2 separate regions of the Mus musculus genome follow, and region 1 is linked to region 2. Evidence: chromatin contacts called from ENCODE Hi-C or POLR2A ChIA-PET data. All regions are on one chromosome and are shown on one strand. The core of a region is the stretch at or near the end of the contact, and the rest is flanking DNA. Distances in the headings are between cores, read along the strand shown. Region 1 holds the start of Pdpr (pyruvate dehydrogenase phosphatase regulatory subunit). Region 2 holds the start of Ddx19a (DEAD box helicase 19a).

Evidence for each region. Hi-C counts contacts between places; a loop is a spot of excess contacts on that map. ChIA-PET counts read pairs that join two places held with the same protein, here RNA polymerase II (POLR2A).
Region 1: a loop to region 2 is called in a map of left cerebral cortex, with 2.8 times the contacts of the local background. The contact joins the promoter of Pdpr here to the promoter of Ddx19a in region 2. A Hi-C loop is called at or near these places in 1 of 37 maps with a recorded cell type or tissue (left cerebral cortex). POLR2A ChIA-PET finds 5 or more read pairs at or near these places in 1 of 5 experiments (Patski).

What each region holds. Positions count from the first base shown.
Region 1 is chr8:111,093,326-111,096,025 of GRCm38, reverse strand. Pdpr (pyruvate dehydrogenase phosphatase regulatory subunit) reads right to left here and starts at 1,281. Exons shown (of 18, transcript NM_198308.1): 1 at 1,200-1,281.
Region 2 is chr8:110,996,522-110,999,279 of GRCm38, reverse strand. Ddx19a (DEAD box helicase 19a) reads left to right here and starts at 1,457. Exons shown (of 12, transcript NM_007916.2): 1 at 1,457-1,613. The coding sequence starts at 1,557.

The DNA of each region.
Region 1 (2,700 bases), core at 32-2,531, 97 kb before region 2:
TGAAAATTAACGGTATCTCTACTAGTAAGAGTAACTTCTAAACAGCCTTAAGACCCAGACTGATTGTGCTCGGATCCTACACCAACAAGCTCAATCCTGGAGCAGTGCTCACACCTGAAATTCCCACCACACTGGATACTGAAACAGGAGAAATGCCCAGGTTCCAGGTGAGCTGGGGCCACAGAGCAAGACTCTGTCTTTAAAAGGCAGTCACAGGGACAGTTCTAACAACTCCTGAATGCTTCCTCTGGTAACAGCATGAGCCACAGGTCACAAAGAATGAAGGCTGAATGTACATTGACGCATCTCCCACACATAACTCGGAGGAATCACCAGGGCAAGTTTACAAGCAACAGAATGACCCTCTGAACAGTTTGATCATGCAAGTTCAGGATGCTGTAATTTTCAACAAATGCACCGTTGGCTGAGAGAATTTAAGAAAAATTATACACGTCCCTGACGCCAAAAAGAGGACCCTTGGGCCGGACGTGGTGGCGCACGCCTTTAATCCCAGCACTTGGGAGGCAGAGGCAGGTGGATTTCTGAGTTCGAGGCCAGCTTGGTCTACACAGTGAGTTCCAGGACAGCCAGGGCTATACAGAGAAACCCTGTCTCGAAAAACCAAAAAAAAAAAAAAAAAAAAAAAAAAGAGGATCCTTAAAGGACGTCTTTATAACTAGACCCTCTACCACATCATCATCCCTACAAATCAAGATTGCATAAATGTTCGAAGTAGGCTTGGAGACCGTGGACTCGCACCTCGGGATCACACACAACTGTCACCCCAAGTCACCCACTGGAAACCCCACGGCCCTGACTAGGTCTCTGACAGGAGTCGGTGAAGCACAGCCGAGCCGCACATTACAAGGTGGGAAACCATTCCACCTGCAGAGACGCGGGGCCACCTCTGGCCGTGACAGCAGTGCGCGCGCGCCCGCCCGAGCCGCAGCCCGCCCCGAGGCCCGGTCCGCCGCCCTGGGAGAGCCGGCGCGCAGTCCCGGGACGGCGGGCGCGGCTCCCCGAGGCCCGCGCAGCTCCACTGGCTCAATCCCGGCGCCCGACCGGTGGCACCGCCTCAGAGACCCGGAGGGACGGCCGGGAGCCGGAGCCCAAAGCTCGGACGCCAGGGGCGTGCGGGGCGCAAGAGTTCGCGGGACCAGAAGGCCGCCCGGACCCGCGGGTCCTAGCCGGCTTCCTACCTCACGGGCCCGCGACTCGCGGGCAGCGCGCTCAGCAACGCCCGGCGGAAGTGAAGGGCAGCCCAGCCGCTGAAGAGGGTCTGCGCCGGCCGGAAAGGGGGCCAGGGCATGGGGACGGGGCGGGACGCGGAGCGCAGAGTTCCGGGACCGCGGGGGGCCTGCGACCTTCCGCGCTTTACGGCCCGCGGCAAGGGTAAGGCGGGCGCGCGCGCCGACGCGCCGTGACGTCACCGCGGCGGACCGGCCCGCACGTGCGCTTGTTTGGGTCTCGCCAGGCCCCGCCCCTCCCGCGCCACCTCCGCCTCCGCCTCCGCCTCCGCCTGGTTGACGACGAGTGTGCGGGGACCTGCCAACGTCCTCCGTCCCCGCTCCGGGTCTCCCGCCGGCCTCGGTGTGTGGGCAGTTCGGGTGATCGTCTGCCGCCAGGCCTGAGCTCCGATCCTGCGCGAGGGGTCCGCAGCCCAGAACCACATCTCTCTGCCCGTGGTCACCGTTGTCCGTCCCTGCACGTCGCTTAAGGCCTTTCAGTGCTTGGCTTGGGCAGAAGTTGTACTGTGGGCCTGGCCGCACCTTGGAGGCCGAATCAGCTGACCTTATTTCCCATCTTACTCCTTGCGGCTGCCCAGAGGGAAAGCATTGTTCACTGGAGCCTCAGAAACATCTTCTGCCTTCCATCCCCCCACCCCCGCCCCCAACTCTCAGCCACATCCCCTAGTTTCTTTCACAGCACTCGTTACTAGATTAAATATATGTGTCTCTACACTGGTGTAGACGTGGCCCTCAGATATCTTGAGGACCTAACCTTACTCAGGTGCAGCTTCTCAACACCTTCACCCCGCGCCTGGCGCACACCATCCAATCATCCTTCGCACAAGCAGCAAGCGAAATGGTGTGCTTTAGTTTAGCCTATCTTGTCTTATGAGCTAGTCTTGAACATTATTGCTAGGCTGTGTACCTTGGTGCTGTCTTGAGCGCTCTGACTAGGAACAAGAAGGCTTCAAGAATCTCCTTTTCATGATGTCATTCATTCCCCAGCTTGCTTAGTTTATACCCAACTCACTAGCCATGAATTTCTCCAAGACTGCCCAGATGAGAACTGACAGTAAGACTCAACTCTACCCGGTTCCTTTTTTTTTTTTTTTTTTTTAGTTTATTTGTTTTATTTAAGTTTATTTGTAGCTGGGCAGTGGTGGCACACGCCATTAAACCCAGCACTTGAAAGGCAAAGGAAGATGGATTTCTGAGTTCGAGGCCAGCCTATTCTACAGAGTGAGTTCCAGGACAGCCAGGGCCACACAGAGAAACCCTGTCTCAAAAAAACAAAACAAAAACAACCAAAAAAAAGTCTATTTGTTTTATTTATTTATTTATTTATTTATGTGTATGTTTTTATAGGCAAAGTCTCAGTCTAGGCTGGATTCAAATAGGTACAGAGGATGACTTAGCTCCTGGTCCTCCTGCCTCCACCTCCCAAGTGGCTTGCTTCACCACACATTCAGTT
Region 2 (2,758 bases), core at 208-2,707:
TTCAAGGCCAGCCTGGTCTACAGAATGAGTTCAAGAACAATCGAGAGCTACACAGAGAAACCCTGTCTTCACAAACCAAACCAAACCAAACCAAACCAAACCTAAATATCTTGCAAACCTAAGACAAGTCAAAACTTGAACTTCTTAATTGTTGTCAGACACTATGTCTTCTCTAAGAAGTATGTCCCAGCAGATACATGAAGAAATAGCCATGTTCTTGGTACTAGAATAGGTATGCTTGGTAGTGCAATTTCAAGAGGACAATGGGCAGTTAGACTCAAAATATATGCATTTTGAGACTAGGTCTCCTGTAGCAGAGACTGGCCTTGCACTCTCAATCTTCCTCCTACACCTCCCAAGTACTGGAGTTAAAAGTGTTCACTACCATTCCATTAAAATTTTGCACTATTTTAAGAGCATCCTTTTTGTGAAGTGCCTAAGTCATTCAAACAGCTTTACACAACTATCATGACTTAAAATGTATCCCAACAGAGGGAAAGTACTTCTCTTATCCCAGTATTTGGGAGGCAGAAAAAAAAAAAAAAAAGCCACGGGATACATGAAATTCTTGACTCAAAAAAAAAAACAAAAAAAAAAAAACAAAACTAAATACATATCCACACACATAGGATGTAACTCTGTTTTGTTTGTTTTTAATTGTTTTTTGAGACAGGGTTTCCTCTGTGTAGCCCTAGTTGTTCTGGAATTTGCTCTAGTGGCCTCTGCCTCCCAAATTCTGAGATTAAAGGCCTGTGCCACCTATGCTCAGATCATTTCATTCTTAGTTGTATGTATATGCATGTGTGTCTGCGACTGCAAAGGCCACTAGAGAGCGTTCTATTTTTTTAAAAAATATTTATTATTTATATGTAACTACACTGTAGCTGTCTTCAGACACACCAGTAGAGGGTGTCAGATGTCATTACGGTTGGTTGTAAGCCACCTTGTGGTTGCTGGGATTTGAACTCAGGACCTTCGGAAGAACAGTCAGTGCTCTTAACCGCTGAGCCATCTCGAGAGAGAGCGTTCGATCCCTTGTAATCTAGGTGTTGGAGATTATTAAGGAGGAAACCGAGTTCAAGGTAGCCTTGTTTTAAAACAAGATACCTAGTTTCAAAACCAAAAAATGGGTAAGTATTTTGGTTATGAAATGAAGCGATTGGGCGAGTACTAAGTAACTCTGCAGAGCTCTAGGACGTTAACTCAATTAGATCGCACCTAGCGAGATGGAATTTTTTTTTTTTTTCCTCCTCTTTTTAGCATTTCGAGACAGGGTTTCTCTGTGTGGCCCTGGCCGTCCTGGAACTCTCTCAGTAGATCAGGCTGGCCTCAAATTAAGAAATAAGCGACTCAGGACCTTAAAGTGCTAAGCTCCGCATGCTTATCTTCCTGGGGGCGGAGCGTGGGTGGAAGACGGACGCGCGGGGCAGGAACTGACGTCAACTCCGCGCGGGTCTTTTTCCGCTCCGTGTGAGTGGCACTTGGCGCGGGCTTGCGTTCGGCGCTGGTGTTGGCGGGGCGCGGAGCATCTCTGCAGGTCGGCTCGCGTCGGGACCATGGCCACCGACTCATGGGCGCTGGCGGTGGACGAGCAGGAAGCCGCTGTCAAGTCGGTCAGTGGCCTGGTGGGGATTAGGGGACTGAGGCGGACATGGTTTCCAGCACGGGGACCTCAGAGCCGGGCCAGCCCGCGCTCGCTGGAGTTTGCTGTGGGCGATCACTTAGCGCGGCGGATTTGCTCCGACAGCGAAGAAAACCCGCAGCGAGCTTCTTATCCGAGTTTGGACTGAAAAGTTGCTCCCATGGTGACATTGTCTTTATTAAGTGTGTGAGGCCCCAAACTGGCCCTTCTCTTGACCTCTTACAAGAAATGGCAACATAAAATTCTCTCTTTTTTTCGTTGTTGAGGGGTAGTTTTTGAGTGAGTTTATGCTGCCTTTCCCCTAACAGCCCCACATTCATGCTTAACCGCCAAGCGGCAGTTTGTAGCTCGCCAGAATAACGGGTTTTGTTTGTGTTAATGCTTCACTTAGCAACAAATGCAAACTGTCTAGTTGCTATTTTAAGTGTCGTATAGTTTTTGTTAGATTGTTTTTGTGTTTTTGGAGGGGTGCGTTGGTGGGTTCGAGACGGTGTAGCCCAGGTTGGCCTCTGACTTGCTAATTAGCTGAGACTGGCCTTGAGAGCTCTTGCATCCCTATCCCTCCGCCTCCTCTTAAGTGTATGAGTTACAGCTTTGCTGCCTGTGTTTTTGACACAGCCCAACTGGCTTCACTATTTACCTCGGGGTCGCCTCAAATACTTTCTTTTAATATCTTATGTTTTCTATGTGTGTGTATGGGTGTTTTGCCTGTTCGTATCTATGCACCACACTTGAGCCTACATATGTTAGAAGAGGGTTTTAGATCCCCTTGGAACTGGGATTTACAAACTGTTGTGAGCCACCATGTGGCGCTAAGAACCAAACCCTGGCCCTTCCGCAACAGCAGCGAGCTCTCTTAACTCTTAAACCAATTCAGCTGAAGAATGAGCAGTTGATTTTCTTTTTTTTTTTTTTTTTTTTTTTTTTTCCATTTTTTATTAGGTATTTAGCTCATTTACATTTCCAATGCTATACCAAAAGTCCCCCTTACCCACCCACCCCCACTCCCCTACCCACCCACTCCCCCCCTTTGGCCCTGGCGTTCCCCTGTACCGGGGCACACAAAGTCTGCGTGTCCAATGGGCCTCTCTTTCCAGTGATGGCCGACTAGGCCAT